2 separate regions of the Homo sapiens genome follow, and region 2 is linked to region 1. The links are chromatin loops, found by intact Hi-C in ENCODE. Cell type or tissue: chondrocyte. All regions are shown on one strand. Each heading gives the region's core, and the rest is flanking DNA. Links, peaks and the distances in the headings are about the cores only.

What was found. Peaks named below come from ENCODE experiments on the same cell type or tissue, not always from the same donor. Only the 100,000 strongest peaks of a DNase experiment are listed, where the experiment ranks them.
Region 2: it touches region 1 in a loop (4-fold over the local background); 4 of 110 quality-filtered maps call a loop at or near these places.

The regions. Positions count from the first base shown.
Region 1 is chr12:10,767,214-10,779,813 of GRCh38, forward strand. LINC02366 (long intergenic non-protein coding RNA 2366) reads left to right here. Exons shown (of 7, transcript NR_120463.1): 2 at 2,180-2,233; 3 at 6,739-6,771; 4 at 7,593-7,653; 5 at 8,652-8,771; 6 at 9,299-9,588; 7 at 10,105-10,238. It also overlaps the pseudogene HSPE1P12. Among named protein-coding and RNA genes, the nearest start is that of LINC02366, 23 kb to the left of the region's middle. In chondrocyte, for the core only: CTCF peaks have their summits at 4,111 and 4,335; no DNase peak of the experiment used is centred there.
Region 2 is chr12:11,491,943-11,509,534 of GRCh38, forward strand. It overlaps the pseudogene IQSEC3P2. Among named protein-coding and RNA genes, the nearest start is that of LINC01252, 47 kb to the right of the region's middle. RefSeq lists an enhancer at 7,767-8,657. In chondrocyte, for the core only: a CTCF peak has its summit at 6,846 (motif pointing right); DNase peaks (open chromatin) are centred at 8,394 and 8,799.

The DNA.
Region 1 (12,600 bases), core at 1-8,000:
TGTTTGATTACCCATGAATAGAACATACTGCTCTTTCTCAAATTTGCATCATTAGATGGAGCCCTTGAGGGAATAACATTTCAGGAGATGAAATTTTGAGGATTCACATTTGAAATGGAAGATTCCAATCCTCATACAAATCCAAAGGGAATTAAAGCTCTTCTCTTGAAGTTCAATGCACTTTAACTTGGCTTTGGATAAACAGAGTGCCAAGCTGAGCTAATGATTTTCCCCAACTTCTACGACTGTTCTTCTTATTCCATTCATACTGCTTTGAAGTAGATAGCTTTTAAAATTTTCTAAACTGAAATTCTAATAGTCTTCCTATCCAAATTGTGTGAGTCAGGGCAAAGAAAAAAGTTGAAAATACAAAGTAGATGTTTGGATAAGGCTATATTTGCAGAAACTCACATAAGGGCTTAAGAGAAGACAGTAGTGGAATAATAATGTGAAATTAGTCTATGTTTATAATAACTGTTGTCCTGTTCCCTGATAAGACTGCTTTTGTGTTACTTTTAAAAAATACTACAGTCATGATCTGGTCACTTCTTCCTTCCTACAGCCACTATTATTTATTTCTGCAGTGTGCTCCTGTGCCCCACTACCATCGCCCCACATCTCATTCTGAATACTATACAGCTATCAACTTTCTCTTTGACACTGACTATCCTATTTGTTTTCTAATTTCTGCCCTTATCTTGTATAAAAGAAGATAATTGGTCACAATCTTGCCTCCTGTCTGTAATAGCTCTGATTCTTTTCTGTTAATGTCTTCCTCTGCATGCCAAAGACATGGCTGCCACTGCCTTGGATCCTGTCTCTGGTTTTAACCTACTACTTGGCTGTCTTACCAACTCATCCTCACCCTCCATATACCAATACATGCTGTCAGTATGTGGGAGGCAATCTTTTCTTTCATCCTGCTGTAAATATCCCAAAGAAGAAATGCATGCATTCTAAGGAACATTCATATCATTCATCATTATCACTAATATTTATTGAATATTTATGAATGTGCCAAGATAAGTACTTTATACATGTAATGTTATTTAATTATCACAAAATGCTATGAGTTAATTACTGTTTCTCTTTCATAGATAAAGAGAATGAATGCAGCTTAGAGAGGTTAATTAGTATGCTCTAATTACACAGCTAGTAAGTGATGAAGATTGATTTTGACACTGCATCTGACTTCACAACATAAACACTTAACCCTTGGGTTCTGTTACTCAAGAAAAGTTTTCTTCTTTGGGTGTATTCTCTCAATCAAGCCTTTCTCCTGCTTATAAAATGGTCTTTCTTATTTTTGTAATTTTTCATAGATAATTGGTAAAGTATCAATTTCTACCATTAGAAACCTTTTTTTCGGATATGCAGTGTTTGAGACAAGCATAACTCTTTAGAAAGCAATTAATTAAGTTCTTTCAGTTTTAATAATGCTCCAGGTCAAATGGAGGAGCCAAGTCCTGAGTTCATGGAAATCACTGGATTTGATGTTTTGTGTTTATGTGAGAACCAACATTTTTTTTTTTTTACTTCCTAATTTCCTTCTATGGAGGCAAGTTTGTCTTAATTTTCCTTTCGAGGTGTTGTGAAAAAATGCCATTGTTCACCACATTGTTCTCTGGATCCTCTATACAACTTCCAACATCTCACTTCCAACGTTTTTGCTAAGGGAATGCATAACGTGTCATCCATCTTTATTTTTAAATTGAATTTCTATGAACTAAATTAAATCTTACATTAGATATTATACATTAACGTGGGTCTCTCTATTATAGATGCTTTCTCTGATGCTCCTTTGTGACTCCTTTTTTTCTACTGACAAATCAGAAAGTTCTCCTAGATCCTTTCCCAAAAGAGTTTTTGGGTCATCAGGCAATTACATTTGTGTTATCTTAACCTTTTGTTGTTTATCATTCTTGTCACAGTTAAGGAAGACAGCAGAATCCATATATCATTTGACAATTGTTAGTAACACAGAACACCATGAAATAGGTGGTAAATCATAGGAAGGAAATGTTCCGGTTAAAGCCACCTCAAACTCCAGGGGCCATTCCTGGGTAGCAGCAATGCTGTTATTGTTCTCTACAAGCTATATAAGTGAGGATCCCCAAATTTCTACAGCAGAGAGGGAAGTATGAGTCTGATTTAAAGATATTTTCTTTCTTTCTTTTAGCTACCTCGCTGGCTTTGAGCACAACCCAGGAAGAAGTTTGAAACCAAGAAAATGGTAAGTCTGATATGATGACAGTTATAAAGTTTTGAGACATGTTAGCAACTAAATTGTCTTTTTTGCTTCAGTCATGTTTTTCCTTTCCTTTTTCCTAGACCATAGAGAACAAGATGTAACAGAATTATATTACAATTTCAACCCTAATTCCAACATAACAACTGACTAGACAATCTACTCAGCACATGACTTGTTAAATCATGATTCCACTTCATATTTGTCTTTTTAGTCTATTGATTTCTCTTATCAGTTACATACGATGTCAGTTCTTCTAATCAGTAGTACAGATTAACAACGACTACACCCTAACATTTCTAAGATTTCTCTTATCCTTTCTCAAGAGTCTTGCCTTATTATTTTAATCATGTGGTATTGAAATTTCAGGGAGATATTTAGCTTATTTTGAATAGCATTTCTAATAGTTAATTGAAATAATCAAAGGACAATTTCTTGTTGATACACTTGTCACTTTGGTCAATTAAAATACAATTTTAGAATGCTAATTAAATTGATTAAAGAAGTTTTTTTTCTATAGAATTGTAAAGATAAGCCTTCTTCAACTTACTAATCTTAAATTAAGAATGTATTTACTGAATACCTATTATGTAGAGGGTGCAAAAGAAACATGTGATGTGACTTACTGCGTTTAGGTAACAGACCATCTGAGTAAGGGTCGAATATACTTAGTAAGGTAGTACATAAAAGAAGTACTAAATTCGACGTCTTTACTGATAGATTATGTAATACAAACAAGTGATACACATTCCATAGACCCGCAGGATTAAGATAATGACCAAGGGAGTCAGTCTCTCTTTGCAGTACTGTATGAGAGCAGAGTAAAAGTCGGCGATAGAGGGCTCATGGCAGGACAAGTGTTTAGAAAGTTACTTCCACTCTTTGACTAAGTATTGGTTGAAAGGTGTGCCGCCAAAACTGTAACCAAAGGAGCCATTATGCTTCTGGAAAAATCTCAAGGAAAAGTATTGGCAGCCACAGTAGTAGCTGTTGGATCAGGCTCTAAAGGAAAGGGTGGAGAGATTCAACCAGTTCGTGTGAACGTTAGAGATAATGTTCTTCTTCCAGAATATGGAGGCACCAAAGTAGATGACAAGGATTAGTTCTCATTTAGAGATGGTGACATTCTTGGGAAGTATGTAGACTGAAATAAATCCTGTTGAAATAGCATCGACACGAAGCTTCCCATTCCACTGAAGTTCTGAAATCTTTCATCATGTAAATAATTTATATATCTCTCTTTTACACTAAGCTAATGATAAATAATGACACAAATAATAATGACTAAGTTATTTGAATCAAATAAAAAGAGATTAAAAGGAGCCAGATGAAATGAACAAGAATGGAGTATACTTGATTGAATTATTTTTTCATAGTTATGTTTGCACTATTATATGTCACGCTATTGCAATGAACATTAAAAGAGTAGTGCTTGGAATAAGATTAATAGTAACTATTGTACATTTATCATTTGAACCTCTCCATGCTTATGGATTTTGTTATTTTAAAAAGTACCATTTTTCACATACAAATAATATAAAACATAATTTAAAATTGAAATATTTACAAGTCAACCTCAGGTGTCATTACAAAGTTTTCAGCTAAATTTTAAAATCATGTTTTTAGTTTTAAGAACCTATTTTTTTCATTCTTGTTAGTTTATCTAATATTCCTTTTTGTAACTTACATTCTATATTTGGTCTTATATGTTTTCAATGTTATATATTACTTAAAAATAAACTTAAAGTAGGAAGCCACATTATGAACAAAATAAAAGGACCATGAAAATGGTTGCAATTGATATCTAGAAATAGGATGATGTATAAAGTGGGTTGCATCAAAGCTATACTTACATTTACCACAGGGTGACACCCTAGCATCATTAATGAAAATAAAACTCGAATACATACAGAAGCATAATCACAATATGATGAAAACTAGCTCAAATTATTACAAGTTCTTTCTTTCAAGGAAATCATCATGAGGAACCAGGGTTTAAGCATTATGCTTAGTATTTTATAAGTTTAATTTTCCCTGACTCTAGTTACCTCTAGATTTTAGATAATTCTAAAAAATTATCTTAAATAATTCTAAATAATTATCCAGAATGATTCTATGTAATTAGAGAAAACTAGATAATTCTAACATCTAATTGTACTTCTTCTCTTGGCATCTGCCCTTTCCTCCTAGTCATATCTTCTTTTATTTAAAGAGAAAAATGAATCCTACCTAATCCTCAAGCCAGTTATGTATCAGCTCACTCAGTTCTTGAAAAATAATCCTTGATTTGTAGAATCCACTTTCTAATTACTCTCCAATCAACAGGAGTTTTGTCTCCAATGCCATCTTTCTATTAAAACTAGCTTTCAAAGTTTCAATGAGCTCAATGAGTATCAAAATGAGCTTGCATTTGACACTAACTGCTGTTCATCCTCCTCCTTCGGAAACTCTCTTCTAGTAAGGTTTGATGGCATTAGCCTCTTCTAAATTTGTTGTTATCTGTTAGGTTGTTGCTATTCTATTTTATTAGTTCTTCTTCCTTAGCCTCTTCCTTATATGGTTGCATCCTCCAGAATTTTGCCACCAAAAGATCTGTCAGCCAGTCAGTTTTCTGTAGAGTAGCCCAGAGACTATTTTCTCAATCCTTTCCTTCGAGTTTAAGAAACACAATGCAGCCAGTATTGATTTCATAAGGTGGTGGGTTTTGGGGCATGCACATCTTTTTCTTGAGTTTCCATCCAAGATTTAAGGTTTTAGTTCCTGATGCTGAGAACACTCAAGGCAGATGGCAGGCGGCTTCCCCTCTGAATCCTTTTCAGGCTCATCCTTCTATCTTTTCAACTTATCCACTGCCACCACTTGTCTCTTCTTGCATTGATTCTGACGAGTGGTTCTACTGCTGGGCTCTACTGTTGGGTAGGGAGAAAAAAGCGGTCTTGGATCCTGCATGTGAAGGTGGAGAGGAAAATAACTCCAAGTGTTGTATTGTGTTAGGTCAGATTCTTCAGAAGCCAATCCTTAAATGGGACTGCTTTTAAGAATATTTATTGAGAGCTCTCTCCGAGAGGGGATTTAGGAAGCAGGGTAGATAAGGAATAAAGCTAAGCAAAATGTGGTCTCACGCGCAGACTAGCTTAGTCTAACCCCACAGAGAAAAGTCTGGAACACCTATTGCTCCATAGAGTTAGTCTCACTTGAGGCAGGGAGGCCAGACTTTTATACCTTCATGTCAGAGAGCCACTGCTAAGGGTAGTTACCTGGAGAATGGGGTAGCTGTGAGTTGCTAGTAGCCAATACTCAACAGCAAGTCGATGGCCACTGGCCAGTAAAGGGGATGAGGGCAGGGCTCCCATAATTTCCCTACCTGTTGTCTTCAGATGGAGGATCTGAAAGCAAATCATACTTTTTCACTGCAAAGGTTAATCCTTGCTAATATCCTAGAGGTAGACACGTTCTGTCTTTGTCCTAGTGTTTAGTCACTTTTAAAAACTCCATTTACATATGGACAACAAAAAGTAGAAACTTTACAGTGGAGAAAGCTGGCACATACCATCTTAAATAAGTAATCAAGTTAACAGCATCAGTAAGTACCAAGACACAGTGATATCAGGCACCCCCTGATGTGATCCAAGGAGAAGGGCTCTTCACCTCTGTGGTACTCTTTCCAAAATCCATAACTGCAGTTTAGTTATAAAAAAATCAGACAAACACGAATTGAAGGACACTCTATAAAACAGCTGACCAGTACTCTTCTTAGATATACAGGTCATAAAAGACAAGGAAAGACTGTGACACTCTCACAGATTAGAGGAAACTAAGAAGTTATAAATAATGCAAGGTGGGATCTTGCATGGAATCCTGAAACAGTAAATGAACACTAGTGGAAAAAAGGAAATTTAAATTAAATTTATAGTGTAGTTGAGAGTATTCTACCACTGCTAACTTCTTCATTTTGATAGTTGTACCATGGTTATGTAAGAGGCAAACATAAAAGGAAGGTAAGTGAAAGGTATACAGGCACTCTCTATTATTTTGGCAACCACTCCGAAATCTAAAATCATCCAAAACTTAAAATATTTTTTTCCTTTACAAATCCTTATTCTGTTTACTTATAAATGAGGGACTGGGTTTGTGATGAAGAAGAATCCATTCTGCCATATTACAAGTGCATATAGTTGACAAAATAATATTCCTATTGAACAGTGAAAAATCAATAACATAATATTCCTATTGAACAGTGAAAAATCAATAACATAAAGGAATATGTATGTCAAGCATAATTTTATGCTACATATTCACTGAGATGATACATGACAAATGGATGTAGTATGGCAAATAGAAAAGAGCTACTTTGTTTTCCAGTCACTTACTATAGTAATTGCCTTAGAATGAGAACAACATATTATCAAGTCAGTTTAGAATTTGCTGCAAGAAGATGTTTGGGCAAGAAGAAAGCACTTATTTTATACTTTATTCTCCATTTCCCCTAGGTGGTTGGGAAGACCAGGATGCGCAATGGCAAGGTGAGATCCTGGTTATCTCTTTTTCTTCTAGCATTTGTTTCCCTAAGTGGAATACGAGATTTACTGCATTTTTTTGGTGAATGATATGAAATAGAGGACAGATGTTCATGACTGGAGGGCTTATTGAGAATTATGTTAAGCTGTAAGTAATAGAATTCTTGACTAACTGTAGCTTAAACAAATAGCAGTTTCATTTTTGTATATAATGGGAAGTCTGGAGGTAGACAGGCTCCTGTATTTCGGCTCCTCTGTCTTCCTTTGGGGGTGCTCCACCCATTGCAAGATACCCAGCAGCCCTGCCTCACTTACTGAATAGTTAGGGAGCTCCAGTGCTGTGACAGTCAGATCAGCCAGCAAAGAGTTCCGAAATGCTCCCACTTGAGATCCACTGGGCACATTATTCCCCTGAACAAAATCAGGGTTCTATTAGCAAAGAAGAGGAGAAAGAGAACTTGGGCTAGCACTCCCTGCCAGAGAAGATAATGAAGTAGAAAACAAAGGGCAGCATTACATTTATTTACTTTTACTCTCAGATCAGGGACTGACCTGCATTGGAAATTAGTTACTGAGTACATTGTGCAATGTGCAAAAGTAATGTAACATAATGTAATTCTGCCACCTGAAACTGCGACCATGTTACACGTAGCAAAGAGGGAGTGAGGGAAAGGAAGGTAAAAGACATCACTATCATCTGATAAACAAGCAAGAGTTGGAGAATAATTACCCACAGGGTAATTGAGAGGATTGAACAAAGTCATAGTGAAAGAAAATGTCACAGAAAAATGAGCTATGCAGGACATTTTATCAAAACTTTTTTCCAGAATTAATCAGACTGATGAAAGAAAACATTGTAATATGTATAGCTCCTCCACGAAAAGTGTGGTAAGCTGCTCCAATTCTGTTACTCTCCTATTAAAGGAAACTAAGGGTTATAGAGAAAAGAAAAATTCATCTTTAAGCTGAAATTAATACTTGATTGATTCTATAATTCTACTATTTTTCCTTTTTTTTTCTTTTTTAGGAAGTCAATTCAGACAACCATGTTAGTTTTATTTATTGTTTAATTTACAGATTATGTGTGTGTGTGTATTGTTTTATCTTTTCTTTGAGAGACAGAATCTTACTTTGTCAACCAAGCTGGAGTGTAGTGGTGCAATGACAGCTCACTGCAGCCTTCATCTCCTGGACTTGAGTGATCCTCCCACTTCAGCCTCCCAAGTAACTGGGACTATAGGCTCACACCACCACAACTGGCTAATTTTGTATTTTTTGTAGAGACAGGGTTTTGCTATGTTGCCTAGGCTGGTCTTGAGCTCCTGGGGTCAAGTGATCCTCCTGCCTCCAGCCTCTGACACTATATTTTTACTCTTTTCTCTTATGTACAGTGTTCCCAAGTCTATGGTATAATGAACATCAGGAGTTAATATATTCATATGTTAAATTTTCTTAACTTTCTATAGTGTCATAATGGCATAGAATCATTATGGAAGTTTATAATACTCCCTGTCATTTACTAATTACTGATGATATTTATTTGCATTTTAATAAGAAGCCTGTAACCTAACTGACCTCATGTAAAGGAAGAAAGCTATTCCGGTTAGTCCTAGTGAAATTTGATCAGTGCTTCTTGAATTACAGTAAATGTGAACAGATAACATATACAGTGTGCAAAAACTTCTGAAAATAACTCATTTATGTAGATTACATAACTAGAGTTAAAGAATTAGGGACCCTTAGCATTGCAAGGTACTTTTAGGAATCTCCTTGGATTTAATTATTCTCTTTAGCAGTAATCTTTGTCTAATATACTGTAAATTTTACTAGTTTATTATCTATGTTGTCCACTCTTTTCTTTTTTCTATTTACTGCTGTATCTGGAGTGCTGACAACTCTGGAATACACAGTAGGCACCCAATACATACAAGGGAGTAAATGAATGAATTAAAGCTGTCTGTATCTGCTGATCATCCACAATTTAGACGTCCTATACTACATTCCAAGTAAGCCTACATTTGAACACATCTGGTAATTTTAAAAATGTGTACACCTATGAAAATATTTTAATATATAGCACTGCAATAAAACTCTATTAAAATAGAAAAACATGAGTTGAACATCTTTCCATATTGTATAAGTAATTTCTTGGCCCCAATTTATTTCAAATGCACATATTCCAAATAAACATACATATACTAAATCTATATATATTCTGAATATATCCTTCCCAAATATGTATATAAATATTTCAAATATATATTTTCTAAATATATATATTCCATACATATGTAATATATATCAAATTATTACACTAAACAGGTTGGATTTAGTCTAAGAGCCAGTTTATAATTATACCTTAGAAATATACCCAGTAGTGCTTTATAGTGCTTTTAAAACATGATTTAAGGAGCAAAATCAGCTAACAGAAGAGCATAATTAAGGAGATTATAGACATATCTTTTAAAGAAATTAAATTCCTGGTACAAATAAGAGAAGGTAAAAAGCTCACAATTCCTTTTTTCTTTCATAGTTGAGGGCAAGCGGGGTACGTGTCCTGAATTTATAGAATCTTTTGACACAAAGCAAGAGAGCCACAGTCAAGACTCAAGTCAAAAGAAATTTAGACCCCATCTGGGCAAACAGGCCTCTAAGCAACAATCTAAGATTTCCACCTATTGTTCTGGCATTCCTTGTATAAATGATTATGACTGCAGAGATCTTAGGAAGTGCTGTGGTACCTTTAGATGTGGCCTGAGGTGCATACATCCTCTTATGATTGGCCCTGTATTTTTCAATTCACCTCCACAATCCAAGGCATAAGTAAGTATCGGGCAACATGATCCCCTCATCAGTTCTCTGACTCTCTTAAAATACTTTCTGTATCTTTTGTCTTAGTAGTCTTCCAACCCAACCTCATATTTTATATTCTATTATAACTATAGTATAGAATTTATAGTTAGAATGGTCTAGAATATAGTCCACTTTCTCTATGGCATATAAAAAGGCATGCCATCTCAGAAGAAATTCTGCATATATGCCACCTGATTTCAATTATTTATTCATTCAATTAACATTTATTGGATGCCCACAATATGTCACACAGTGAGAATGCAGGGATGGAAGTGACAGATTGGAACCCCTATGGTTATGCAGTTGATAATATTAGCATATGGTCTTTATCGTTCACTAAGCAACCAGATCTCTTCCTTTCTTTTATTCCCTTCTGCACCCCTTCCATCTCTAAGGAAAAGAAAGCATAAATCTCACATCACTTAAAAGTTAGGCATCAGTTTTTAAGCCTTGGTTGAATTACTTTCTTCTCTGTTTTCCTCCCAGATATTGGATGGAGAAATGGATTCAGATGGAGGCATCATTGAGCTTATTCTTGACTCATCTCAGTCCAAACATTACTCTGTCAATCGTTGTTCTTAAAATCTGCATATTAAAAGCTCAGCATCAACTATTTTTGAGCTCTGTGTCTCATTCAGGGGTTTTGATTAATTTTGAGTTCTAAGGGTACTGGAAATAACTGGATTAGCAAAGCATATGGTCTTCTCTGCTGTTCTCTTGGGATACCTATGGACCAATGGGGTATACCCAAAGTTTCTTTAGAAGATGAAATCTAAGGGATTCTGGAAAATATTCAGAAGACACACATTTCAATTTAATCATTGAAATGGCCTGCAGATAATTCTGAAAGTCCACATGCCATACAGGTTCTTTGTTCCTGTTTTGTTTTGTATGTAATTGGTATTATTTTAATCTTTTGTTTGATATTGATCTAATCTTTTACTATTTGTTTTGGAGAAATATACGGAAGAAATCCATGCCAATGACATTTACTAATCTGCTTAAGTTAAAGCACAAATTAGATTAGTGAAATCCATGGGGGTCATCTCTTATGATGTCCACTTCAATATGACAGATTTTTCCCATTTGTATAATTTGAACTTGTTAATTTAAGAAATAATTAATGAACTTTAATGAAGCCTATCTTTGCACAGATGTGCTTCGTAATATGGCATGAAAATGCATGAATCATATGGATAGTAACTTGTATGAATTCAATGAACAAAGAAATTGCTGGTATACGCTATAGCTGACCATGCTGGCAAATATTCTCATTTGTTTTTATATTTTATTCAGTGATGGGGAAGAAGAAACTCCAGAAAAAAGAATTCCACATATATATTAGGATGTTTCTTTTATACTTTTTCAAAGAAAACTTGTTAGAAAAAAAAGAAAAATTATGTTTACTAAAAGGTAGTAGCCAAAATTTGCATATAGCTCAGCATTGTATTATGTTGCTCAAGGCTTACATTCAATATACTCCTCTGCAAAGCTGTAATTCTGATTTTGTTTTACTGAGTCAATGAAGAAGAAAATTATTGTGTTCCCGTAGTACTGAAATGAAAGTGAGCTTGCAGCTGGAGTGATGAGATGAGACTAATCTTGCTGGTAGTGTCTAATTGCCGCTAAACATGGTGGGCCTTAGGCATTTTGAATATCAAGAGGTAGGTTGATGACAATGATAGTCAAAAATTGGAATTGACCACTTTAGCTGCTAACTAAGTAAGACTACTTCCTACCACCATGAGCTATGTAGTGTAGCTATCAACTTTTAAAATTTGTTTTTATTTACTTTGAATTCCACAATTAATATATAAATTCATTCTCAGTGTAAACATATTTTTAAAAATTATGAACAAACTAAAAATCCTTCTTGACTTACCTAAAAATAACTACTATAATCTATTTGGTTTATTATCTGCACAGGCCTTTTGGGGTGCCTTTATGTTTAAGAACATTTATAAATATATACTGTTATTTTGTGTACTTAATTAAACATAAAGTATGCATCATAGCATATCCATTGTGATCCAGCTTTAGTTTCTTACTTAACAATATGTCTTGGAGGTAATTCCACGTCAACTTATAAAGAACTGCCTTTTTTTTTTTTACTGCTGCTTAGGATTTTATACAATAGATATATTAGAATTAACTCCAGCAATCCTCTGCTGGGGGCCATGTAAATGGCTATAATGTTTTTGCTATAACAAATAATTTTTAATATATACCATATTTAAATATACATGTTTTAATATAAGCATTATTATTATGTAGGTATGGTAAGACCAACACGTCAGAAGATGACTACCATTGAAGAGATAGTGTGTTATTTGCAGATCCCAAGAGAATGGGACACACCATGTCATGCTGTGGATGTTTACACATGGAAGCCTCCATGACAGTCAGGAGGCAGAGGGAGCAGGAGAGGACTGTGGGCAAGATCTTCTATTGTGGTTTCTGTGGGAAGGAATGGTTGATGCAGGATAAGAAGGTTAAGGATTAGCTAGTTTGTTTCAGTGGGCTCTGGGGTATAGAGACTGTTGCTGGTTGTCTGAGACCCTGGGGTGATTAGGACAGGTGGATAGCGGTCTGGAGTGTGAGAGCCCAAAGGAGCTGGTTGTGGGGTGTGGACACTGAATTGATTTGCCTTTGTAAAGCAAGCTCACTGGATGGATTGTTTGCTAACTCTAAGAATTGGCTAATCCTGGGAAGGATGGTCTCTCCAGGGTGAGCAAGGCCTCAGATGTCAAGGCGTTGACACGCAGAAAATAAAAGCCATTTGCTCTTTAAATATGCTTCCATTTTATTTCCCTATGTTAGCTTCTAATGGAACTGAAGAAAGGAAAGCAGATTAAAGCTTTTCTATGTCAATCATATTAAACACATGCCTAACAATGATTTTGAAATTTTTGTATGTAATATTTATTTATAATATTTGTTTAAAAAATAAAGCCATGGTGACTGGTACAAATTGTGAAAAAT
Region 2 (17,592 bases), core at 4,463-12,462, 730 kb after region 1:
CCACCACCAAGGGCAGATCTTCCCCACATAGTCCTCTCAGACTCATACATAATCTCCTGTGGAAACGTCCTCGCAGACACACCCAAAATAATGCTTTACCAGGTTTTTAGTTATTCCTTAATCTGGTTAAGTTTACATCTAAAATTAAGTCCACAAATTCACCTCTTGTTAACATGACACTTACTTGCATCTCCTTACACCATATTTAATTTCCAAATAAAGACCACAACAAGGTGCTAGTTCCACCAAACATGATGCAACTAACATGATACAACTACCTTTTATGCAACCAAAAATGCGCTAATCCCATCGCCAGAATTCAGCTTTCAGTATCTCAACATTTGGGGTTTCAACATTTGGGATTACAGCATTCGGAATTGTGTCTTTTGGGATTATAATTGGCATCATTATTACCACACCTAGAAAATTAATTGCTTAGTATCATTAAGTATTTCATGTTTCTATTTCTCTGATCTTAAAACGCTTTTTCCATTTGTTTGTTTGAATTGTTTTGCAGATATGATTCAGACCCTGTGATGAATTGAAATGTCTCCTAAGCCTCATTTTATCTATAAATTCCTCCTTTTGTCTATTTTTTCTTGCTTTTAAAAATCTTAATTGAAATAGCTGGGTTGTTTTTTCTATAGAATTTCCCCCACAGTCTGGATTTTGCTGAGCTACATGCCTTTAATGCCATTTAACACATTCTTCTGTTTTGTCTATTTCCTATACATTGGTAGTTACACCCTGAGGCTTGATCGGGCTCAGGGCCAATTTTTGCTCTGCAAGACTACATCATAGGTGTCAGCGGTTCTTCAGGAGGCATTTAATGTCTGTTTTCCTCTCCATTTGGACGCGGTCAGTCATTGAGAACCATTATCTGGCTCCGTAAGTGTGCATTCTGAGGCCAGTCCCTTCACTGTGCTTACTCACCAGACCAGTCACACACTAATAAGCAGCTACTGTAAAGGTGGGTGTCGGAGGGTAGAAATAGATAACATATAATTTGACCCGGAAGTAATAGGCAATCCACGGGGGAGCAAACTACAAACTACATTGGGAGACATAAAAACTATTATGGTCCACGCAAGTGGTGAAATTGAAGGCTCTAAAGGTAATATGACATCACAAAGGAGGGGGATAATCAGCATTCTTCAGCCCCTGGCCACCTGTCAGCATAAGAAAGCCTTTGACATGATTTCATGTTCACAATGTTTTTTCAAATAAATCAATAGAATAATGAGGCATCACATGACCCAGTGAAACATCTCAGCTTCATACATATAGTTTAAAAACAATGTAGCTTAGCAGCTGGACATGAAGAAAATATATTAACATTTCAATAGACGGAAAACTTGATATCACCAATAGTAAATGTCCTCTTACCGCCCAAATGTCTCTCCCACCCAATAATTAATGTGATCCTAGACTATATTAGCAGAATTATCAAATCTAGACTCTAAAAGATAATGATTCAATTCTATTCTACACCAGTCAAGACATTCCATGAGAACTACAAGAGGAAAATATCAAATACCATCACATTTACTTCTATACCCATATCTATATCTGTCTACGTGCTACCACAAACTATGGACACTCCTGGCATTGTATTTTTAAGTTGATGATTATACAGAATGTTTAAAAACCCCTGGGCTACACCATGAAGCAGATTTGATCAGTGGAAGCCATTTGAGCTGGTTTCATGTCCTTTTGCCATTTTCCCATAATTTTATTTGTTTGGCTCCTTTTTTTTTTCAGTACAAACATACATACACACACCAATTACATTTACATCTACACCTTTATCTGTATCTGTCTACCTACATACTAAAAACCATAAATCTACTGATACCTTCAATCCCAATCTAGTACCACAGATCACAGGGATCATTCCAGTTTCTTCTCTTTCTATACTTGCAATTTCCTTCTCAGATAGTGAAAAACCTGGCTTCCAATAACCTTAAATATATTTACCTATTTGATCAATCCCAGTGTATGTAACTTATCTCCCATCTTCCCTGCCACTCCCTCCCTGCTCTGACTCTGATTCCCATTGCAAGCCACTCTCCCATAAGATGCCTTCCTTAACTGGCTTGGGCTCTGACACTCCGCATCAGGACACACTCCTTCCTCACATTAACACTGTCTTCACCCAGTGCAGGTTCTGACACCCATACCAGGCTATGTTAGCTCTGTACCACCTCCCATACCAAAGATGGTTTAGGATTGAATTGTTCAGGAAGGGATGGGAAAGGAGAGAAAGTGAGAAAAAATAAAAGAAATCAGAAGAAAAACTAGACTTTTGGTAGAGAAGAAAAATAGATGAGGGTAGATTAGAGACACCAGTTAGGAATCTAGGAATCTTGCATTCCAAGTAAAGGGTAATGATAGTTTTATAGGACTGTGGCAGTGAGGTAGAAGTGAATCAAGTTGAGAAACGTTTAGGAAGTAAAATGGATGGAACTTGATGATAGATTCAATATAATGCATGAGAGAAAGGGAGAGAGTCATGTTGAGGATGACTCAACGGTTTCCAGCTTCATAGCTTTATGGATAATGATACCGTTGCTGAGCAAAGGAACACTGGAAAAGAACCATATTCTACATATCCACCAATTTCATTATTTCGTACATAGCATTAATATATCTCCCTTGTATTATAGTTATTTATAGGCATATAGGTTTCTGATATCAAGGCTTTTCAGAGGTTTGCAAAGTAAGGCCCACGGGTCAAATTAAGACCTGTTTGGCCCATAGCTAAGAATTGTCTTTACATTTTTAAGGTTGTTAAAAGAAAAAAAACAAAGATAAATATGTGACATAGACTGTATGTGGTCAGCAAAGTCTAAAATGTCTGCTCCCTGACTCTTTATTTAAAAAGTCTGGGGATCCCTGCTTTCTATGGTTCATTTTGTTTTATTAGATAATGAACACATGCTAATAAAGTTGAATTTAATACTTAAAAACAAGATATCTTCCAAGGAATTTAAAATTGTAAAATTAATACATAGGAAGCATAAGTTTCATGTGTATAGCATATAGAAAAATGCATAATTTTGAAGTTCAGAAAATGAAAAAAATTTGTTCTTAGTCAACAAAAATTCATAAAGAAAAAGAGTTTGTAAAAATGTGAAGGTTCACCTTGGATGAACACGTTGGAAGTAATTCAAGCATTATTGAATTTTTGTATTGAGATGAATGTGTTTTTAATCTTTCAAAATTATATATTATGGATGATAAATTATTTTCTCCTAAACACCAAGTTTTATTGCTTATAGTTTCTCAGTTTCACCTTTACTTTTTTAATGATAACTAGAATATCATTAACACAGAATGTTAATGAGTGAACCATGGCTCAACAGTTTAGTCAATGTGAAGCCAAATTCCAATGCCTCATTTATGATTGCACTTGTATAGAACCCAATAATTTTTTGATGTAAAACTATTGCTTCACCTTATCTACAGACCCCCACCACAGTCCACTTTGTGCCATGTTCTGTAGCTTGTACCTAGAATTAAGGTTTGGATATTTTTGCTGCTGGCTGCCTTTGGTAATTAATTTTATTTCGTCTAGTTTTCTTAAGAGGCAAGGTTACAGGAATTGCCATGTAAATGAATATGCAAGTTAGTAACTTAAGCTTATAGCCAATGCACTATATTTTTAATAGGATAGTAGCTGGATTGATCTGTTTTGCATACAGGTGGTTTTATACAAAGCATATTAGGCATGGGGGAAGGAGCAAAAAAGGAGGGAGAAAGACAGAGACTCTGTCCTGTCCCCTCCATCCAATGAACCAAACTTTAAACACTTAGTTTACGGCAGACTTCCTTTATGATGCATTTTCTTATCCCTCCCTTATCTGTTTTTGAGTTTAGTGTTAACTGTTTTTTTTTAATACCCCACCATATGTTGTTCAAATGTCTATCTATACAACTGTCACACTTCAGGACAGTTGGTCCACATTTCTACTCCTGCCTGCTAGACTGAAGACTCCTTAGGGAAAAGACTGCACCTCCTCTATCTTTCTAGTCCCCTTACCTAATACAGTGCCTACCACGAAGCAGGTAGGTTTGTAAGATGAAGGAATCCATGGATAGTTTGTAATTCTTGGGAGATGACAATGCCTAGTGGGAGTGGCCAGAAGGATTCTTTAAGGATGAAAAAGAATGAAGAGTAATAAGGGGAGGCTGAATGTTGGATGTTCTGGGAGTCACTCCTTCTCCTCTGTGGTTTCTGACCATTGAGAGATCAAATGGGGATGACAGCAGAGATGGCTAAGTTGTCCCCACTATCTATTCTCTCCTTCTTCCAAGGTGATGGAGTCCTCAAATTTTGCCTAAATACATGACTACCCACAAATGAGACTTCAATTCCCAGCATCTCTTGCAGGTGGGTGTGGTCATGTGACTGACATCTGGCCAATGGGATGTAGGCATGTGCTCAATGGCAGTTTCTAGGCCATTGCTTCCTTTTCTCTCCTCATCCTCCAACCTCGATTAAAAGGTCAAGGGCTACATCCAAGGAATGGTGGGGCAGAAAGGAGGAAGGAGCCTGGTATCCCAAGGACTTCATAGGGCAGAGCTGATACACAAGCTTCATAATACAAAATCTGGACTATTGCCTGAGAAAGAAATTAATATTTTTTCATCCTTTCTCTCTTTTCTTTTTCTTTCTTTCTTTCTTTTCCTTCTTTCTTTCCCTCTCTCTTTCTTTCTTTCCCTCTCTCTTTCTTTCTTTTCTTCTTTGTCTTCTTTTCCTTTCTTTTCTTTCTTTCTACCAGCTTTTCCTAGCTTTTTATTGTGGTAAAATAGACCTAACCTAAAATTTACCATCAAAACCATTTTTAAGCATACAGCTCAGTGGCATTCGCACATTTACACTGCTGTGCAGCCGTCACCACCAGCCATTTCCAGGACTTTGCCATCATCCCAACCTGAAACTCTACCCATGAAACACAAGCTGCCCAACTCCCACCTTGTTTCCCCATCCCTGGCGGCCACTGCTTCTGCTGCTATGAACTGGACTGTTCTAGGCACCTCACATAAGTGGACTCACACAATATCTGTCCTTTCATGTCTAGCTTCTCTATTTAATTTTTTTTAATAAAACCTTTTAAGAGACAGGGGTCTCATTATTTTGCCCAGGCTGGTCATGAACTCCTGGCCTCTGGTGATCCTCCCACGTCATCATGACTGACTTCTCTATTTAATTTTTTTTTCTTTTTTTTTTTAAGATGGAGCGTTGCTCTGTCACCCAGGCTGGAGTGCAGTGGTGCAATCTCGGCTCTCTGCAACCTCCACCTCCCAGCTTTCAAGCAATTCTGCCTCAGCCTCCCGAGTAGCTGGGAATACATGTGCATGCTACCACGCCCAGCTAATTTTTTGTATTTTTAGTAGAGACAGGGTTTCACCATATTAGCCAGGATGGTCTTGATCTCTCGACCTTGTGATCCGCCCACCTCGACCTCCCAAAGTGCTGGGATTACAGGCGTGAGTCACTGTGCCTGGCCTCTATTTATTTTTTAAAGGTGGGTGGGAACTAAGTGGACCATAGAGGAGCTTCCCGCACAGGTAAAGACAAGGTCGGGTGTACTGAGAGACGCAGGAAAGTGGGTCAGGGTGTAGGGCTGGAGGGCAGCTATGGCCTCTGGGCCTGGACTATGGCCTCTGCCCCGGGGCACACACAGAGCAAGGGCTGCCCAGAGGAGCCAAGACTGGCTGTCAGCCTGGCCCTGAGCCCAGGGGGAAGGCAGTGAGGGACAGAGGACAGAGTACACAGGTCCTGTCTTTGGCCATAAGCAACCCGAAATGAGGCTTAGTCTCCTTCCTGGAAGCCCACTCTGTGCCTCACATGGTGGGCCCCAGCGTGAAGTATGTGACTGCGTGACTCCAGTTCCTATGTTGACCAGGATGTTCTTGAACTCCTGGGGCCAAGAAATCCTCCCACCTCAGCCTTCCAAAGTTCTGGGATTATAGGTGTAAGCCACTGCTCCCCACCTGGAATGCTGTCTTTGTACCAGCTCCCTGGGCCTGGTAGAGAGGCACACATTCTGCTAAGAGACTTTTCCTGACTTCCCTAACCCTAGAAGGGATTTGTCCCTCCTTATTTTACTCATGGCTGGATTAGAGTTCCATTGTTTTTGAGGCTATTTTCCTGGCCAGTGCAGGGTCTCATTCATTTCTGTAGTGATCATGGTCTGCACTGAAGACAGGATCAGTAGATGTTTGCAGACAGAATGAATAAACCACTAATCAGTCTCTTAATGCTTGAATGGACTTGCTACTTCCTTGTTTCGATTTGTGTCTGTACAATCCCCTCACATGGATAGTACAGTAAACACACACGGACTCCCTCAGATGTGGTAACTAACACGGAATTCATCTTAAGATATGCAAAGAAAGTATCTTACATCTTTATCCGCCTCCTGATCTTACAGATGGGAGAACTGAGGCAGAAGACTAAGTTAAGATGGCCAGCAAATTTGCACTGGTATAAATACAAACAAAGGGAGGGGAGGAACATTCTTGAAAGGGGTGTGGTGGTCTCAGATGGTTGGGTTCCTCGGATGGTGGAGGATCAGTTGGCCGTGCCTTGGTTATCTGACAGGAGGGAAGAGAAGTGGGAGGTGAGGAGTAGTTCCTGGGTCCTCATGAGTATTTGAGGCAGGTTCAGGTCTGAGAAGCCAAGGATATCCTTCCTGGAAGCCTGAGTTAGGAGGAGGAACTCACTGCTGGAGAAAAAGTTGAAGAGGAAGGAAGACAGACATCTCAGATCATGGGAAGTGCTGGCCTGAGGAGGCGAGGACAGAACCATCAGGGTAGAAGTAGGGGCTGAGGAAGCCGGCAGGGGGAGCAGAGGAGTAGGTACCAGCATGGTGAAGAGGTGCAGTGCATTGTGTATGATACACACATTATTATTATTGGGAATAACCGTGTATCAGAGTGCAGTTCTCAGCCTGAAGAATGGGAAATGGAAAGGATCAGAGATTCAGAGAAGGCACATGGCCCTTTAAGACCAAATGAAGCCTCCTAGGCATTTCCTGCCACACTCACCCAGGCCCACCCACACCTCTGTTGCAATGGAGGGCCTCACTACAGTGCCCAGTAGAGCTGGCCTAGGGCACAATGCCAGGCCTGATGAATGTCTTTCTGGCCATGTTCAAGCAACAGGCTGTGATTAGGCCTAATTATAGGGGCCTGGTCTCTTAATATTCTGCGTGGCATGTCTCTTGCCAATCAAATCAGTGCCATGTGCAGTGTGATTCCTGCTTTAGTGGCATTGGGGGAGGAGTTAATTCAACCCAGTATAAATAGATTGTGCTCTCACCTTGCAATTTGAGGATTATTTTTCCCACCTGTCATGCACCTCCTTCCTTCTGGCTCCCTAAGCTCTAGTCTGGGTGAGCAGGGCCTGGACACTGCTATACCTAGAGTCACTAGCCACTGCCCAGTCTGTGTAAGAAGCAGGCCTCGAATTCCTCAGGGTTAGAGTGGGAAGAACCCATGTGTGCACATTTGCTTTTCCAACCTGGGCACCATTTGGCAGCTGATTCGGGCAATTCTCTCACCACCACCACACTGCCCATGTATCCCTGTTTCCAGCCTCTGTTTTCCTCTGCAGCCAGGGCTCCTTTCTTGTATACCCAAGGTGGGGAGCTGAACTGAGATCATGTATGGACAGGGTTCTTGGCAGGTACCAAGCACCTTATAAGGGGTGAGGAAATGTTGCTCCTTCTCCAAGTTCCTCCATTTTCCCTACCAATTACCCAGCCCCTGGTCCTGCCCATTCCCTCCCTCATTCACTCAGCAGCTATCAGCAGAATCCCATCTCCTATGAGCTCCTGGCCTCCCACCAAATGCTCTGTCTCCCATCCCCACCTTTATAGACTGAAGCTGTGCACACGATTAGGATAAGGGCTGTGGTGTCTCAACACCACGCTACCTGAGGTAAGTGGGTGCCGGTGGGCGTGGGTGGCTCTGATGCTCTGGCTCCCACCCACAGGCACCATGACTCCTGCGAGGACCCAGCATCCCCTGGCAGATCAGACCTATGCCTTGTCCCACATCCCACCAGACCTGCAGTGAGAGGAGGCCGTCCGGCAGGTGGCAGATGCCCGGCAGTGCCTGCAGAAGGTCCCTGGAGACATCTTCAGCAGGTGGGTGCTGCCACCCATCCCCCACCTGATCAGAGGGCCGCCCCCTGTCCTTCTGCGGTCACCTGCGTTTATCCTGCTTCCCTCCCACGCCCGAACCTCTTGCTCGCCTCCTCCCTCTTCTCAATGCCCTGCGAGTAGCAAAGCCTCCTCTGGACGCCAAGAGACAGGAAGGGCTGCCCTGGGCCATGACCCTGCCCCGCGGTGGGTGTGTGAAAGTCAGGGTGGCAGTGACGCGGCGCCTGCGGCGAGAGGAAGACTAGGCCAGGGGGAGAAGGAAGAAAGCCGACCGCTGGGCTGCTGGGATCCCGCGCCCTCGCGCTCCCCACCGCCGCCCAGGCGCAGGAAGGGCTCAAGAGGCTGGCGGGCGGCTTGGAGAGACTTCTGGAGAATCCGGTGCGCCGGGCTCTACCTCAAGGAGCTCAGGGCCATCGTGCTGAACCAACAGAGGCTCGTCCGCACCCAGCGCCAGAGCATCGACGAGCTGGAGCGGCGGCTGAACGAGCTGAGCGCCTAGAATCGCAGCCTGTGGGAGCATCCGCAGCTGCCGCAAGCGCAGCCTCCGCCCGGATTCCTTACCTCGTAGCCGTCCCCGCTGCCGGCCCTCCTAGGCACCGCTGCCGCCGCCACCGCCGGGGCCCAGGAACATCTTCAGGACCACGGACAGCGCTCATCCGCCCGGCCACTGCCCGCGCCCGAGCTGGCATCGTTTCAGAACCACGAACAGCTCCTGGCGCAACCCGAGCCAGACCCTGGAGGCAGGGCTCACACAACCCAGTCGCCCCATCAGCACCCGGGAACACTTGGGGTCAAGGCCAACAAGGAGAAGAAAGGTCCCCCGGGTTGCTGCGCTGCCCCCGGAACCCCCCTTCAGCAAGAATCTCCCGCGCCCTCGGCAAGGGAGTCCTGAGCAGGAGACCTGAGTGAGCGGGGAAGAGCAGATGAGCACTGCTGTGGTGGAAGCAAGGGAAGCAAGCGGGTGTGAGGGGGAGATGCAGAAATTGGGTGCGTGGGAGTCTAAAGGACCTGGGTGATGTGGCGCGAAGGGGTGAGAAGATGCTTGGGGGCAGAAGCCTGACAGGGAGATTTCGGGGAAAAGAGGGGAAAATATTAGTGTTTGAGAAGGTTTTGGGGAATGTTGGCGCAAAAAGGAGTAACCAGATCATCAGTAGGGGCAAAAGACGAAAGAAAGAGGATATTTAAGCGATTGGGGATATTGGGAACTGGCAGCATTTAAAGGGACTAGACTAGAAGGAAGTTGGAGTGAAGATCAAACTGAAGAAAATAGAACCATTGAAATATTTTTTTAAGTTAGAAAAAAAATGGAAGGGAGTTTCAGTAGTAGAAGTATTTGAATGGAGAGTGAGATACGAAAAAGTCAGAGACATGGAGGCATGCGAAGAGCTTTACAAGGGCTGGGGCCAAGGAAGAGTAGGACTGGGGTAGAGGGGAATTCAGAAGGTGGAGAACAACGCTGAAAAGCAGGAGTGATGTGGGAAACCAGGGGAGCTGGAGGCAGAGGAAGAGAAAATGTGGCTCTTTACCTGGTGCGGCGGGAGTCACAGCCAAGAGGGGCTCATTTGGGGAAGTTTTCTCTACTCTGACCCAAGTGAGCACCTTTCTTCTGAGCACCCCCCAAAGTGGGGTGCTCACTTCAAAGTGAGCCGAAGGGGTGGAAGTGTTGCAAGGAAACACCCATCAAACCAATGAAGAACTCACATATACCTTGAGGACTCCGTCTGGTAATAGCGTTTTCCTCCGACTCAAGGAGGATTTTCATGCAATAGCGTTGGCCATCGTGGAAAGGGAACAATGACATGGGGGATGGTTGGCAGATGGAGTTGATATTCGGTTGTCATGCCTGTTTTAATCTTCTTGTTAGGGCCAGCAACTGCAAACCTTATTTCCTTTTGGCTATTTGCTGATCACTAAAATCTCATCGTGGGTCATGAGAGAAATGCTATCCTCCCAGGACCTAGGACCTCAAGCTCTTTCTTCACTCAGGAGGTCCATAAACTAGGAATATGGGAAGAAACCTTAAACGGGCTGGAATATTCTCTTCTCTGTACTGAAAAGTCTGTGCCCATGTCAGCTTTCCTTCTCTGATTAGACAGGTGATGGGAAACTGCATGGAAGACCAGTGAGAGGGAAATTGTATCTGGTCAGCACCTGGCCTTGACAATGGTGATGCTCAAGGGGATGGAGAGAGGTAAAGTAGAGCTGAGGATCTCATCTTCATTCAGTCTCATGTGTGCTTCAAATCTTGGGGATAACTGTGAAGATTTGCTGTATTCCTTAAAACTCATTTTTTTTCTCTCGTCTGTTGTGGACTTAGAGAAGCTAAGTTAGGGCATGTTAGCTCACAGTGTAAGCTGACCAGAACCATAGAATCTAAGAGGAAACATCGAAGATGATCTGGCTTGGCAGACCTACAACATTTCATTCAAGTCCCAAAAACATGCAGTTTTCTATCCCATTTCCTTCAAAGACCCATTTGCACTTCCCTCAGTTTCACCTGTTTTTTTTTCTGTTTTTTTCTTTTTTTTTTTTGGTTGTTTTGTTTCATTTCTTTGTCTAGCATAAAAAGCAGAAAATCAGTTTTCCCTCATTCCTCAAGGCTCAGCAAAAAGGGACATTCTTCCACGATACTAAGTGGTCTTTTCTCCTAAGGAGAGAGAACTTTTCCTTCTTTGGGGTAAATGCCAAAGAGTATAATTGCTCGGTCACATGAGAAGTGCACGTTTGGTTTTTGAAGAAACTGCCAAAATACTTTGCAGAGTCACTATACCGTGTTCTAGTCATGCCCACGATGTATGAAAGATCCAGTTTCTTTGCATCCTTGCTAACATTTTGTGTCATTTTTTATCTTATCCATTCTAACAGGCATAGTGGTAGCCCATTGTGGTTTTAATTTGCATTTCTTAATGGCTAATGTTGCTGACCATATTTATATGTGCATATTTGCTGATCACATTTTCTTTGGTGAAATGTCTCTTCGTGTCTTTTGACCATTTTCTCATGGGATAGTGTTTTAAAATGTATTGAGTTTTGAGAGTTTTTCATAGATTCTATATATAAGTCCTTTGTTATATGGTTTGAAGATGTTTTCACTCAGTCTGTAGCATTTCTTTTTGTCCCTGTAATAGGATCCTTCACAGAGCAAGAGCCCTAAATTATTTTGAAGTTCACCTTACCAGTTTTTCCTTCTATGAATTGTTTTTGTGTCATGTCTCAGAACTAGGTGTTGAAATTTCTCCTGTTTTCTTCTAAAAGTTTAATAGCTTTCCATGTTAAATTTAAATCTGTGATCCATTGAAATTAATTTTGATATAAGATAGGAATTTTAGGTTGAGGTTCAAATTTTGCACATGAAAATGCCATTGTTCCCATAGCATTTGGTGAAGGATTCTCGTTTCTCTATTGAGTTGCCTTTGCAGCTTTGTTGGAAATCACTTGGCCATGTTTGTGTAGATCCACTTCTGGACTTTGTGTTCTGTTCCACTGGTCTGTATATCCAGCCCTTCCCCAAAACACACACTGTCGTGACTCCTCTAACATCAGAGTAGGACTTCAAACTGTGTAGCACAATTCCTCCTACTGAATTCATCTTTTTATCTTTACCTTTTCATATAAATTTAGGAATCAGTTTGTCTATACAGACAAAATATCCTGTGCTGAGATTTTGGTGGATTTGCTTTAAAGGAATACATCAATTTTGGAAGAATTAAAATTTTTAGTGTGTTGAGTTTTCCCATCCATGAATATATCTCTTCATTTGTTTGGGCTTTCTTTGATTTTGTTTATAGCATTTTTGGTTTTCAGAATACAGATTCTTATATACCTAAGAATTTCATTTTTCAGAGGTATTATAAATGGAATTTTTGCAAAATTTTAAATGTCCAGTTATTACTAGCATATAAATATTGAATTTAGTTTTATATGTTGACCTTGTATTATTTCTGGGTTTTCTTCCCCCCAAGGAAGTCACTTTTCTACACAAGGAAGTCACTCTGGCTCTCTCTCCATGTTTGTCTACACAGTGCCTGCCCTTCCAGGAGTAGGAAAGTCCCTCATCTAGAGCTCAACCTTGGGCCTTAAGAGTGTGTGGTGGGGGGTGTTCAAGCATCCCGCCAACAATGTGGAGATGTGGCAGAAACCCATTTACCTGTTACATTGGTATTTGGCTCCACAAAGAAATGTTTCATTGCTTTGTCATAAAAATAAATTAATGAATTAAGTTAAAACAAAAAGTGGCTCCACAAAGAAGCCGTGTAAGCATCTGCCCATTGGACTTCCTTCAATGCACCATCCCTCTCACCAGGCTGTGGGGAGGACAGGGAGCTGGGGCTGGGAAGGGCAGCAGGAAGAGGAAGGTGTGCTTAGGGACAGGCAAAGGTGCCCCATCCCTGACAATTGTAGGACACTTCTTTCCCCATATATTTCCCTACAACTTCCTAAAATTGTAGCTGCTGGAGAACCTGGACTCTGGTGACTGAGGGCTGCCCTGTGAGTGAGGTTAGGGCTTTCCCATCTGCCTTCACACAGGAGCCTGTGTCACATGGCACCTGGGCAGCACAAGGAGAGGAACATCAATAGAGGGGGAACAGGGTGGCACACACCCTCACACCTCACCAGGTAGGCTGATATGGCTGGAAAAACACCAACAGATGAAAAGCACCCTTTTCTCATCTTCCCAAAGTAAATCCTTGAGACATCAGCTGCTCCACACGCTGGTCACTGTGGGTGGGGAGCTGAACACCTCCTTCCATGAAATGGGAAAAGACACAGAGGGAGTCAAAATACGCCCCTTGTTTGCCTGCCTTCACCCTCCCCAGTCCTCTCTGTGCTGGTATTTGCCCCAGAGCCAGGTCTTCTTTAAAAACCAAAATTACTCCAGCCTCTGTCAGCAAGTGTTTGACTCCCCTGGGGTTTTAAAGAGGTCTTCTCAGGCCCCTGATTTCTGTTCCCTGACACCTGCCTCATCAGCAAGCGCACATAAGTAGCTGCCTACAAGCATCCTATAATCACTCAGTAGATGAACAGCAGGGCTAATAGGGACCCCAGTGGGCATCCAAGCCTTGATTCAATGAGACATAGATTTGACAGATTCCCATCATGTACAGATGCACCTAATGGAATGAAACTTCATGCCCTTTATTTACCTTAGGTGCGTGTATTGCACCCTGGTGAGTCCTACTCTACTTTAGTCTGTTCTATTTTATTAAAAAATCAATTCACAATCCCTACTGGTTCAGCCTGCCATCCAAGAAGCACTGTTGCATTCCAACCCCATTTTCCAGACAAGACCATGGACTCACTGATCCATGGTTCCACCCCACACCTCTGAGGATGACTTCACACCTGTTCCTGGCACAGTACAGAGACTTGAAGTACTTATAGATGTGCACGAATGCTGGTTGTGCAAAGACCACATGTGTATATGCCTGCAAGCCTTATTCTCATTCTCAGCCAGGTAAGGCCTCTTTATATTTTTTTCTTTTGCATATCACCCTCACTCTTGCAGAGCACACTTCTGTTTGTTTGATCTTGTGCATGGTACCCATTAAGGTCACCCTGCTCTCAACCTTCTCTGAAGCCTATACCCCTCAGTGTTGTACCACTCTGAGGGAGATTAGTGAGAAACTGTCTGTATTATCTTTCTCTTCTGAGACCCTCCTAGTTTCCTAGTTTGTGGAATCTCCCTGAGGATTGAGACCAGGTTCTTCATGACATAGCAGAGTGCCTGAGTGTACCAAGAACTCTAGAAGGACTAAAATATGTTAAAATACAGGTTTTTTCTGATTTCTAAGGTAGGTGGTGGTCATGTATTAATTTGTATTCTCTAAGAATCAATGTAGAGAATAGTATCTCATAAGGAACATCAGATTATTTATCTATTTATCTTGGTTTTACAGTGGCTATGTTTCACCGAGTCAGAAAAGTAGTTCTGTCACCCCCGCTGCCCCATTTTCTGGCAGGGACACAAAGGCACAGGATGGTTGAGTGATCTGTCAAGAGTCACTGGTTGGGACTATTTCCATGTTTTTCCTTACTCACTAGATTCTTCTTTCTATGCCAGAGGAAAAGGAGGCATCTCTGCTAATCCTCCCCCCACTTCCCAAGAAGAAAGCACCAGGTCCCCTGAAAGCCACATGCTGTGCTGGCCTGGCTGCTGCTCCCCGACACTCCCCGGGGAGAGGGGCCTGGTGCCCCCTCCCACCACCTCCAGCCACACCTCTCCTGTCTTCAAAAGCCGATGAGGCTAGTCCTTCCTCACTCTAAAGTCCTTTCAGAAAACCTTCTGAAACAGTGTGTCTCCAACTGCTATGAATGCCACCCACAGTCATAAAGATGTTTCACACAGAGATCACCTAGATATATACAGATATTGGCAATTCAGCCAGTGTTGCACAACACAGTATTTAACTTTGTGAAATTTGATGCACTCTGATGGTTTCTATTTTGATATGCTATGCTATGCTATGCTATTCTTTTAAGGGCCCATTATAACTGACCAAGTGGATGTCATAACTTTTAATGAATCTAGATCTGCAGCTAAAATACTTCAAAAATTCCAGCAAGGACAAAAACGCAGGCCTAGATTTGCCACCAGTGCCCTCTTCTGGGCAGTTTTATTATAAGTACTGCCTTGAAACATTGTTTAATTGTCAACATCTGTATGTGTGAACTGAGTCTCACCAGAAAATAGATTTATGTCTGTTGGTTACAGCTTAAAAGATTTAAGAAGCAATGTTTAGAAATACTCCTGGTGAAAAGGCCAAGCTAAAAAGGACGTGTGTGTGTGTGTGTGTGTGTGTGTGTGTGTGTGAGAGAGAGAGAGAGAGAGAGAGAGGCAGAGAGAGAGAGAGAAAGAGAGAGGCAGAGAGAGAGAGATAGGCTGTACGGATTTTTCTCTGTGATCTCCTCTCCTCCTGCAAATTAGCCCGAGGTGGGATCTCAGAGACCTGGCCCTGCCTCCCCAAACCCATTCCCACACCGAGGCCAGCCTGGGAAGAGGGCAACAGAGCTCATATCTCTGTGGAGAGGAGGCTGGGCTCAATGCAGGCCTCTGTGTCGTTGTTCATCTTCACTTCATAGGTCTTGTCCTGAGACCCCTCCTGCTGACACACCATGGTTGTCTGGCTCTCCCAGGAAAAGCACCTACAGTGTTCAAGATGGAGAAAATCATCAGGAACTGCCACCCTCCCCCACTTTGCTCAGCACACGTGCACACATTACTCATGCACACACACACATGTACATGCATGCACAAATATGTGCACATACACACATGTGAACATGCGTGCAATTTCTGTGGCTTCATTCTCCTGTGATGGCCGATGAAACCATGGAGCCACAGAAGTGTTAAGATTAGGGAGAAGGTTTCATGTGGGAGAAGGACATCTGGTGTTGGATCCGAGGAGATCTGAGTCCTGACCCCAAGTCACTTATCCTCTGGCCCAAGTCACTTAGCCCACCCCATTCCTCAGTTTCCCTTTCTATGAAATTTATATTACATATGCCCTGCCTAACTCAGAGGCAACAGATGAGACATTGCTCTGGGGGTGGAAAGAGCCGGGTTTGACTGAAGGGTCCTAGGCTGTGCCATATAGGGCAGGGTGGACCCATGAGAAGACTGTTCCCCATCCGCCCCCAGCTGTGACAGCTAGGCCTTTGAAAATTTGGCACATCTCAGATGTCCCTGTCATCCTATTTTGATGGTGCCCTTGATTCTGACACCTGCTCCCTGGATTAAAGACACAGAGAGGAAACCTCACCTAGAGGGTTTTGCTCTCCTGAGCAGAGGGCAGTGAGCCTGAGTCCTTGCTGAGTCTAAATCCCTCCTGATGTCCACACCCTTCCACACTAAGATGTGCCTTTCCCACTGGGACACGGTCTTCTGGTCACTGGGTCATGTCTTCTTTAGCTCTGGGCCATGAGCTCTTCCTTTTCTTATCTGTGCTCAGCTCAGTGCCTCCCTCTGTCTTACTTCCTGTAGACCCTGCATGCCCGGCACGCTTTATCCTCAGACCACTGAGGGCATCAGAGAAAGATCCCAGTCCATCCTCTCAGTGCTGAGAGCTGAATCAGTGCCCCTGGCTTTGAGTATCTCAGGCAGGGTAAGGGCAGTTCTCTCTCGTGGAGGCCTGCAGATCGCCACCTGCCCCGCAGTGGGAAGGAAAGATGAGAGGTGAGAGCTCCAGGTAGATTAGGAGGCGAGGGAGATAGAGTGGGCTTTGGAGAGGAACGGGGGGATGAACTGGAGATGCAGAGTGTCAGCAGGCAATAGCATTTCTGGGGACCACCGGGCACAGGATGTGCTGGCCTATCCTCAACACAAGCAATGCTGGTACCTGAGCTGTCCTTAACTTTGAGCTGCAACACGGAGGACAAGGCCCAGGAGCAGGAATGTGGGCTACACTTTTCTTCATCAAGCTGAATCTTGGCACCCTGTGTGTTGTTTGTCCCAACTGCAGTGGGCAGAGAGGGAACCAACACTTCATGAGCACTGACTGTGGGCTGGGCACTGCTAGGTGCTTTGCGTGTGTTTTGCTTCACAAAGAGATGCATCTGTGGGGACAAGGAAATCCCTGGGGTCTCCTCCCCCAGCTCCTCTAAACATCCCTCTCCTCTTACATCATAGAGAACAAAGCTTCACAAGAAAATGCCCTTAGAAGCTGGGGAATAAATCCACCCTGAGCTGCTAAAGTTGGACATGGAGCCCTCCTTAAGCAGAGGCTTGGATGGGGCCAGCAGGGAAGAAGGCGGTGTGGGGACTGAGTCAGCACCTCTCTGGAATGAGAGTCTCCCGACCTACTTTCAGGCAAGGCAAGTCAGAGAATTCCTTTCTGGCCACGCTTCACGGGAGAAAGGGTCAGAGAGTTACCTTCCTGCTCCTGCTGTTTTCTGCATTTCCTTCCATGTAAAATATTCAGCAGACCAAGGGGCCACATGTTGGGGTAATGTGTTCTGGACCCTGACACTATCCTCCTACCTCTCTGACCATTTCCTCTCTGTTTCTTTGTGGAGTTCTCTCCCAGGCGTCCATCCCCGTCCATCATGGGGACCCTGCCAGGGAGGGTGGGAGGAGGAAGCCAGGGATCTGGGGTGATCTGAGGACAGCCTGAGAGGACATGATGAGACGGAGGGGGCAGGGTTAAAGGGCCAACTACATTAGGTTGATTCGCATGAAATTGCTGATATTTGGTCATTTTTTACTTACAAAAATCATAAGTTCATCTGGTTCAAACTAAAACTTCAAAACTTGCTTCAGTAGGGTTCATGTTGAACTGGACTTGCAGCCAGGCAGTTGGGAACTCAAGGCACTTACAGGAAGGTGACTGGAAGCCTTGCAGCAAGGCTTCTCTGTGCACCTTGCAGCGTCGCAGTCACAGCAGGAAGCACATGCTTCACTTAGGAAGCAGGGGACTCATGT